2 separate regions of the Homo sapiens genome follow, and region 1 is linked to region 2. Evidence: read pairs that join two places in POLR2A ChIA-PET (ENCODE). Cell type or tissue: A673. All regions are shown on one strand. Links, peaks and the distances in the headings refer to the core of each region. The heading gives the core; the rest is flanking DNA.

Region 1 (4,397 bases), core at 241-4,240, 51 kb after region 2:
AATCATTTTATGTTAGCCCTATTATACAGATGAGAGAGATAAGGAATATAGAAGTTGAATAACCTGGCAAAAATTATGATGCTAGTTGGTAGTAGAATAAGAATTTAAAATATTTAAATTTGGGTAGTTTGACTCTGGAGCCTAGTTTTTGTTAACCATGAGAAAATAGACAAATAGATGTTTGATAGTTGGTAGATAGATAGATTACACACACACACACACACACACACACACACACACACACAATTTTACCCCTACTAACATGAAAATGGAAATAAAACTACACCTATCTTATTTTAAAAATTTAGCCACAGTGGGAAAAGCAAAGCCTCATATATCAGCAAAAGCATGTGCATTTCATCTCCATTTCATGGAAAAAATCTAGAAATATTTTAAAAAAAAAATACTTTCTAGAATTGAGGCAGTAGCTCTGAATAGACAAGGAAAGAAGTAAATGCACTCTCACAGTGGATTCTGGCCTGAGTGGGGAAATCACAGCAATTTCTTGAAGAGATCTGAAGGGAGCAACCCTTCTTTCTCTCCATACCAGATGGTCCCACAGACCTTACCCTGGACCAGACTTCAACCAACACTGGAGAAGATGAAAAGGAGGCCTTGGGGTACTGAGTTCGCCAGCTGGGAAAGGAGCCCAGCATAGGGATACACTTAGGCTCACATGGTGCAGAGCAAAGAAGGTAGGAGGAGAGAAAAACACAAAGCAGCACATATTTACTTCTGCTGTTTCAAAAACTGATTAAACAAATATATAAAGTGAAATTTGTAAGCATACTGTTTTACACAAAAGTTAACACTGAAAAATCTTAAGTCATTTAATGCTAATGCTACTTCATTTCTTTAATCCATTGCTGATAGCTGGGAACAGAATCAAACACCACAGACACCTCTTGAGCTAGTCATGAGTGACTTATGAGACTAAGCTGTTCTCAGTCCCAGAAATTAGAAATCCTTCTCCAATGTACATTCTTTCACCCTTGCCAGGAAAAAGGATGCATTTTCCCACTAGGAACTGAACAAGGTCACCTTGGCCCAGGTTGTCAGGAACTAAAACAGTAACAAACAGTTGTCTGCAGAAAGAACGCAATATTTCTATTAAACATTTCTAACATTTCTTTAAAAAGAAAAGATATACTAATTTGTAAAAGTTTAATGAATGTTTAACAACTATGAGATAATTTGGTTTATTAGTGCAGCTAAGTAATTCTGTTAATGAATGAATGAGTAAATAAATGATTAGTCCACCAAACAAGTAGTGAGTTGACTTACTCTAGATAGGCAGAAAGGCAGTAGTTTTGATAGCAAATAAAATCCAGATGTTAGCCTGTTGGGCACAAATGGAGACTGTGCATGTCTTTATAGAAGGAGGTGCTGATGTTGGCTACTGTAGGAAAAACTAGACATTTATAATAAAAGAAAAACTTGCTGGGCATGGTGGCTCACGCCTGTAATCCCAGTACTTTGGGAAGCCAAGAAGGGTGGATGACCTGAGGTTAGGAGTTCGAGACCAGCTTGACCAACATGGTGAAACCTGTCTCTACTGAAAATACAAAAATAGCTGGGCATGGTGGTGCACGTCTGTAATGCCAGCACTTTGGGAGGCCAAGGAGGGTGGATGACCTGAGGTTAGGAGTTCGAGACCAGCTTGACCAACATGGTGAAACCTGTCTCTACTGAAAATACAAAATTAGCTGGGCATGGTGGTGCATACCTGTAATCCCATCTACTCGGGAGGCTGAGGCAGGAGAATAGCTTAAACCCAGGAGGTGGAGGTTGGAGTCAGCCGAGATAGTGCCATTGCACTCCAGCCTGGGCAACAAGAGTGAAACTCCATCTCAAAAAAAATAAATAAGAACTTTTCATGTACTGACAAACATTGTAGTGGGAGTTTGGAATTTGGATATTCACGACTGATTCTGAAATGAACTAGTTTTGTGACTTTAGGAAAACTATTTTTCTTTTTTTAGGTTTTGGCTTCTTTTATAAAATTAGAAAGCTGGGGAATAAGTACTCCCCAGAGTATGCTTTGGAACACCAGCTCTTTGAGAGAAATACACACAATTTTTTGTTTGTTTGGTTTTGAGAGAAGATCTTACTCTATCACCCAAGCTAGAGTGCAGGGACATGAACATGGCTCACTGAAGCCTTGACCTCCTGTGTTTAAGTGATCTTCCTGCCTTGGCTTCCCAAGTAGCTGGGACTACAGGTGTATGGCACCATGCCCAGCTAATTTTTTATTTTTATTTTTTGTAAAGACAGGGTCTCACCATGTTGCCCAGGCAGGTCTCAGACTCCTGATCTCAAGCAGTTCTCCCACCTCAACCTCCCAAACTGTTGGGATTATAGGCATGAACTACCATGCCCGACTTTTTTTTTTTTTTAATGCAAGAGTTTCTAGTCCAATTATGTTTTAGTTAGGGTTTCCTAAAGCTACACATTATGAAATACCTATCTCAAGCTAGCTAAACTAAAAAATGGGGATTATCCTCTCAGATAGCTGAAAAGTGTAGGGGTAGAGGGGGCCATTGGCCTAGGTGACTCTGTGGCTTGAATATCATTGGTACCTGTATCACGGGAAGAATAATGTTCCCCTAAAGGTGTTCATGCCCTGACACTAGAAACTGTGAAATCCTACCTTATATGGCAAAAGGGACTTTGCAGATGTGATTAAGGGTTAAGGAGATTATCCTGGGCCCAATCTAATCACACAAGTGCTTAAAAGTGAAAGAGGAATACATAAGGGTTGGTCAGAGAAATGGACATGATAAGGCCTCAGCCCACTGTTGATGACTTTGAAAATGAAGGAAAGGAGACACAAGCCAAGGAATGTGGTGTCCTTTAGAACTTGGGAACAACCCTCAATTGAACAGGCAGAAAGTAAATGGGGCCTTGGTCCTACAGTAGCAACCCAAAGAAGCAGAAATTAGATTCTCCTTTAGTGCTTCCAGAAAGAAACACAGCCCTGCCCACTCCTTGATTTTACTCTAGTGACCTATAACATACTTTGACTTCCAGAACTGTAGGATCACAAATTTGTGTTGCTTTAAGCCACTATGTCTGTGGTAATTTGTTACAGCAGCAACAGAAAACTAATACAAGTTGGTGCTTTTCATCTCCGGATTCTGCATCTTTGTCAGCCCCTTTCACAAGCCAGGTGCTTCCAACAGTTTCAATCTCCTTCCCATTGTCTTAATAGCATTTTTGGAAAGAAAAGGCTTCTTCCCTAGTAAATTCTGGAAACGTTCTTGGCCTGCTTTCCATTCACTAGAAATGGATCATGTGTCCACCACATGCTATTGATATAAATCACATGCCTATTTCTAGACCTGAGGTCAGCTCCTTCCCAACCACATGCAGTGAGATTGGGGAGGAAGGAGTTCCATAAAAAATAACTGGAATACAGATAGAACTTATGCTGGACAGCCAAAACAAGTGTCCACTAAGAATGACTTTGAAAAATTCTCTGTGAAATAAATAGAAACAATTTTCTCTATCAGGATTTCTTAGAGCCTGTAATATACATAATGAATATCCAAGAAGAGGAATATACTCTACTATACTTCCCAAATATATTAGTTTTCAATTACTGCTGTAACAAATTGCCACACATTTACTGGCTTAAAACCATACAAATTTATTATCTTACAGTTTTGGAATTCACAAGTACACAATGGGTCTTCATGGCTACAACCCTTTTAGAGGCTTTAGGAGAGAATCTTTTTCCTTGCTTTTTTCAGCTTATGGAAGCTGCCTGCATTCCTGGGCTAGTGGGCCCTTGTTTCATCTTCAAAGCCAGCAGTGGAGCATCTTCAAATCTGTCTCTGACTGCCTCTAGTCCTTCTGTCTCCCTCTCATAAGAACCCTTGTGATTACATTGGTGCCATCTGGCTCACCCCCCTACCTCAAGATCTTTAACTTAATAAGATTTGTAAACTCCCCTTTGCCATGAAAGGTAACATATTCTCTGGTCCCCAGGATTAGGGTATGAGCATCTTTGGGAGCCATTATTCTGTCTACCACATCAAACTTATTTTATGATGTAAAGCAGCCTGCAGTAAACTATGGCCCATGAGCCAGATTCCACCTGTTGCCTGTTTTTATCTAGTCCATGAGCTAAAAATAACTTCTACATTTTAAAAGGGTAAAAAATAACACAAAGAAGAATATGCAACAAAGACCATATGTGGCCTGAAATACCTAAAATATTTACTATCTGGCTCTTTATGGAAAAAATTTGCTTATTCCTGATGTAGAGTGTCTTACAGTATTAGTGCTGTTTGGAACACAGATACAAGAAAAATAGACTAGATGATTGTTTCTAGTTGCTTTCCCCCTCTATCATTTTCATTTATGTGTTAAATGAACAGTTACTGATCACCTAT
Region 2 (4,397 bases), core at 126-4,125:
ACTTACCCTAATTATATACTAAGAAATGTAGTCCATTTGATTTCTTCCCATTCCTGGCCTCAAAAATCAAACCTGCTCTGTTTGGAAAAAGCTGAGTCTTCTGTGATATCATGGACCTTTTTATATTTCAGCAAGGAAGTGGAGGTCATGGAGTCATAAATATCAAAATTTTCAGGACCCAAGCTGTAAGGTTTTATCCTTTCCTTTGTGAAGGCTGATGCAGATGGATTTCTAATTTCCTTTGATTTCTGTCCTCTTGTCTGTGTGTTTTCTTTATTTGTATAAATTGCATTGTCCTTTCTATAAGAATGTTTGAGCACACTCTCCCTGATAGATTCTCATTCTCACTCCCCTCAGCTTGTTTGAGGTTTAGAATGGGGGTGCTTTTCCTTATTTTAAAAGCTTTGCAATTTAGACTCCGAGAGCCAGGACTGGTTTTCTATCCATCGGGACCTGCTCAAAGGTCACACTCAAGATCATAAGCCATGTTCACATCCTTCTTATGGGAAAATGATAAAATAATATCCACAGGCATCTGATACTAGGGGCATGGCCTGGACACACACCTTGCCCTCTTCCCCTTGGCCTTGTCTGCCTTGAAGAATGAATAGATCCATCCCCAAAGTTGATGCTTCGAAGTGACCAGTCAGATGCTAGCAGGTCAGCTGGCTATCCTCTTGGATAGAGGGTCCATAAATTAAAGAAATGTTGGTGTGGTTGAAAGAGGAAGGTAGTCCAGCCCAAGGGAAGTCACGTAAATCTCTCCAGGAGCTTTGTTCCCAGTAGGGAGTGGGGGTGAGAGTTGGGGTAGCTCGGGGCTGTGGGCTGTTATTAATGCCCTGGCCCTCCTGCGGTGGGTGCTAACTTGTTGTGCATGAGAGCTGCCACCATCCTTCCCAAACATCGGGCGCTTGGAAAAGTCAAGCACAGTTGAGCCCTGATTTTCATTTAATAGTCAAAACCAAGATGCATTTGGGCTATGATGATAGGACAGCTCCCTTGAAAAGATTATTTGAACTACAAAGGCATTCATTTAGGGCTAGCAATGTTGCAAAAGGGCCCGCTAGAAATTAGCAGCCTGTCCTGGTATTTGGAGAGCAAGAGTGACAACTTATTGGAAGTTCTCAAGGAATCATTTATATTTCACACTCCACTAGGCAGCTGATTTGAGATTGTCTGTTAGCATAACAAAGGCTCTGAGCCTGTGAACTTCAGAAACCTTTCGACCTCTTAGCTGCTGGCATGAATAGCCCCCAGTCCTGCCTATAGAGATCTCCCAAAGCTCCCCTGTTCGTGGCTAAATTGTTAATCAGGGTAATTTAATATAGTTTTCAATATGCCTCATCTCTTATTGGGAAAGGTATTCACAGCTTCCCTACCCCTGAAAAAAAAAGTTCTTTTATTCAAGTGTGAGAGGGGCAGCTGCAGACAGACCCCCATCCCTTGCTTCTCCCCCTACTCCTTCACAGCAGCAATGTTCTGAGCAGCAACCATAGAGAAGGGCCAGAAAGAGAAACTCAGAACGACGATCCCATCCCCTGGCATGCACTCCACCCTGAACCTGAAACTTCAGCCTATTTATGCTGGGAACCGCCAAAACAAAAACCCAAGGCTCAGCCATAACTGAAACCTCAGAGTCACACACACACACACACACACACACACACACACACACGCCACACCTCCTTCTCCACCCTCCCTTCACCAACACCCTGCCCCTCCCCCCTCATCCCAACTAAGCTTCTCTTGTGTTTCTGGACAAAACGCACCAGACCCCAAGGCCTGTTAATTTTCATTTCTCACTCTGTCCAGGCAGCCCACACCGTCCTGCACGCTCCTTCACAGAGTCACACTCGGCCTGGCCCCTGCATCAACTCCCGGTGTCATATACACTTGCTCTCGCCTGCTCCCTCGCACACTATCAATTCACATGCACATTAGTTAGCTGAAAAGAGCCGGAGCACAAATATATTCATTTTAATCCAGTTAAGACCTAAGAGGTCTCCTAGGATATTATTCAATAGTTTGAAAACTAAGTATAAAATTCAGATTTTGCTACGCTGTTTCATCTCACAGAGGCCTACAGTATGCCTTTCTTTCACTTTATACCATGTGTGTATTCTAAAAAAGTAAAATAAAACCGAATAAAAAAAAAACAATCACAGGCAAAATACCCAGCTTCAGGCAGGCACTATGCTCAAATATTATTATCTTTTTAATGACTGTTTCTAGTACCCATGTGCACATCAGAATAGCAATTTTATACAAAGAAGGAAAAAGTATGAAGTCACTAATTACATTTTTAAAAATTAAAAATAAAAGGATACAATCTCTTAAACTTATTTTCTCTTTCTTTTCCACGTGAGCATTTTAAGGCATCTCTAAAGCATGTCTGAGTGTTTCTGGGTTCCTTTGGTGGTGGTTTTCTGTGTAATTGGTGCTCTGTCTTTGTGCGAGTTGAGGCTCTGTGTGTTGCTTCTTTCTGGAACAGCCATTTCTCGCTTGTGCCCCGTTTTGGTTAGTGTGTCTGTCTCTCAGCCTCCTGAAGTTGGATAAAGGCAGGATGTAGTGCCTGAAGTATTTTCTTTGATTTTTCTCTAGTTAGAGTAGTCCCTGATGGGGGTTGGGAGATTTCTTCACTCACTTGGGTTCCTAATCTAGAATCTGAAAACTGCTGGGAGGTGGGAGACCAATTTCTATTTACAGCATCAAGGAAAGGATTATTAAACCTCCAAAATCAGAAGTACAAACATAGATTTACACTTAATAAAACAAGACAAAACAAACAGCCTAGCTTCTTTCCCAAAATAATTTTTTTTGGAATTAAAAAAAGATTAAGAAATAGGTTTACTGCCCAATTTTAATATCTAAACAATGCCCAGAGGTGACATGTTAAAACAGAAAATAAAATAAATGTATCTGGTGGTTATATTATATGGTAATCCTAAAGACTGCATTTTCCTTTAAAAAAAAAAAAAGGAATCTGACAGTTTTAATTTCAACGTTGTGGAAGTTTTTAGATTATAAATGTTTTTGCCAATAATCTGTGTATTATTCATGTTAATGATGTGCTTTTTGGTTTATTGTATATTGTAAGTAGTGATTTTCATTTTCTCAGTGTTTTAAACCAAAATATTTTAAAAACATTAATTGTTATTATAAATTGATGGGTAAATATGGCTGGTTTCTTTTATTAAAAGCCAAAAATATGAAGTTGTTCATATATAAATATCACAAATTCAACTTTCAGAAGGTGCTTAGAGTAAAAAAATTATGGCTTTAAGCCCAAGAAAGAAAAAATACACAATTTGCATTTTTTCAATGCTTTTGCTTAACATTTTTTTCATTAGGTTTTTTCCTCATTAGAATTTATGATCCATGTCGATCATTACACTTTCACATTTCTGATTTCTGTTAAATTTTCTGACAGAGGCTAATAAATATAAAAGAGTAAAAAGGCCTATTTGCTTTCATCTAAGGTGCTCAATATTTTCAGGTTATTTGTATTTGCATTGAAATCTTTTCCATGTTCTTAATTTAAATTATTAAAATTTGACTGAAACTAATTCTATTTGAAGCTAAGATGTAACAGGGTTTTTTTTTCCCAAGGAATTAAACAATGTGATTTTGCTAAATTATAACATTTTCTTTGGCTTGAGCCATCTAACACCCTCTCCAACATGGCACAGTTTGGGCTTCATATTTGTGGAACAAGAAGGGTTGGGGGGAGAAGGATGTATATTTGGAATGGTGTTTGACAGGGAGAATGAACGCAGACACCAGAACAATTATATTACAATCCCATTGGGAATGCCAGCACCAAATTTAGCCAGACTGATGGGGTACTGTCTAGACGGTCCCTTTTGTGTATCAGCTGTTTTTTCCCTGCTTTATTGCACTGCCTGAATGTGTGAGTTGAACATGCATATGGATCCCAAGCATAACCATTCCTGCAACCATACACTGCTATTAAACTTCCTCTCATTTGGCTAGGAATCAAAGGTTGTGTATTCCTACTATATTCCCTTTATAATATTTTGTAATTAAAATGCAGCTTCCAGATTAGTGGCTTAACAAAGGTCATAAGACAAAGTAGAAGGTGCCTAGGCTCTTTCTTTATATGAAAAAAAATGTACAAATATACTAGGTAAACATTTCTATCTTCTCAAACATGTCCACCTCTTTTCTATACAAGTAAAAAGAAGCCAGAAAGAAAGGAATTAAAACAATGAGAAGAAAGAAGCACAGTACATGTAAATTACCACCTTTCCTTTTGAAAAGGGCAAAGGATAGAAAGAAAGAATATTTATTTAATGTTTACAGTGTAATTAATGGCAGTGTTTGTGGTTTTCTTTTTTTTTTCTTTCTCATCTTTATTTGGTAAACCAAATGGAGTT

The links. Peaks named below come from ENCODE experiments on the same cell type or tissue, not always from the same donor. Only the 100,000 strongest peaks of a DNase experiment are listed, where the experiment ranks them.
Region 1: POLR2A ChIA-PET joins it to region 2 with 6 read pairs; 2 of 35 experiments call an interaction of 5 or more read pairs at or near these places.

What each region holds. Positions count from the first base shown.
Region 1 is chr5:88,447,117-88,451,513 of GRCh38, forward strand. No RefSeq gene overlaps it. Among named protein-coding and RNA genes, the nearest start is that of LINC02060, 10 kb to the left of the region's middle. In A673, for the core only: no CTCF peak of the experiment used is centred there; no DNase peak of the experiment used is centred there.
Region 2 is chr5:88,395,976-88,400,372 of GRCh38, forward strand. All of the region lies in intron 2 of TMEM161B-DT (TMEM161B divergent transcript), which reads left to right. Among named protein-coding and RNA genes, the nearest start is that of LINC02060, 41 kb to the right of the region's middle. RefSeq lists enhancers at 362-1,473, 740-1,616. In A673, for the core only: no CTCF peak of the experiment used is centred there; a DNase peak (open chromatin) is centred at 1,826; H3K4me3 peaks cover 413 bases; H3K27ac peaks cover 1,046 bases.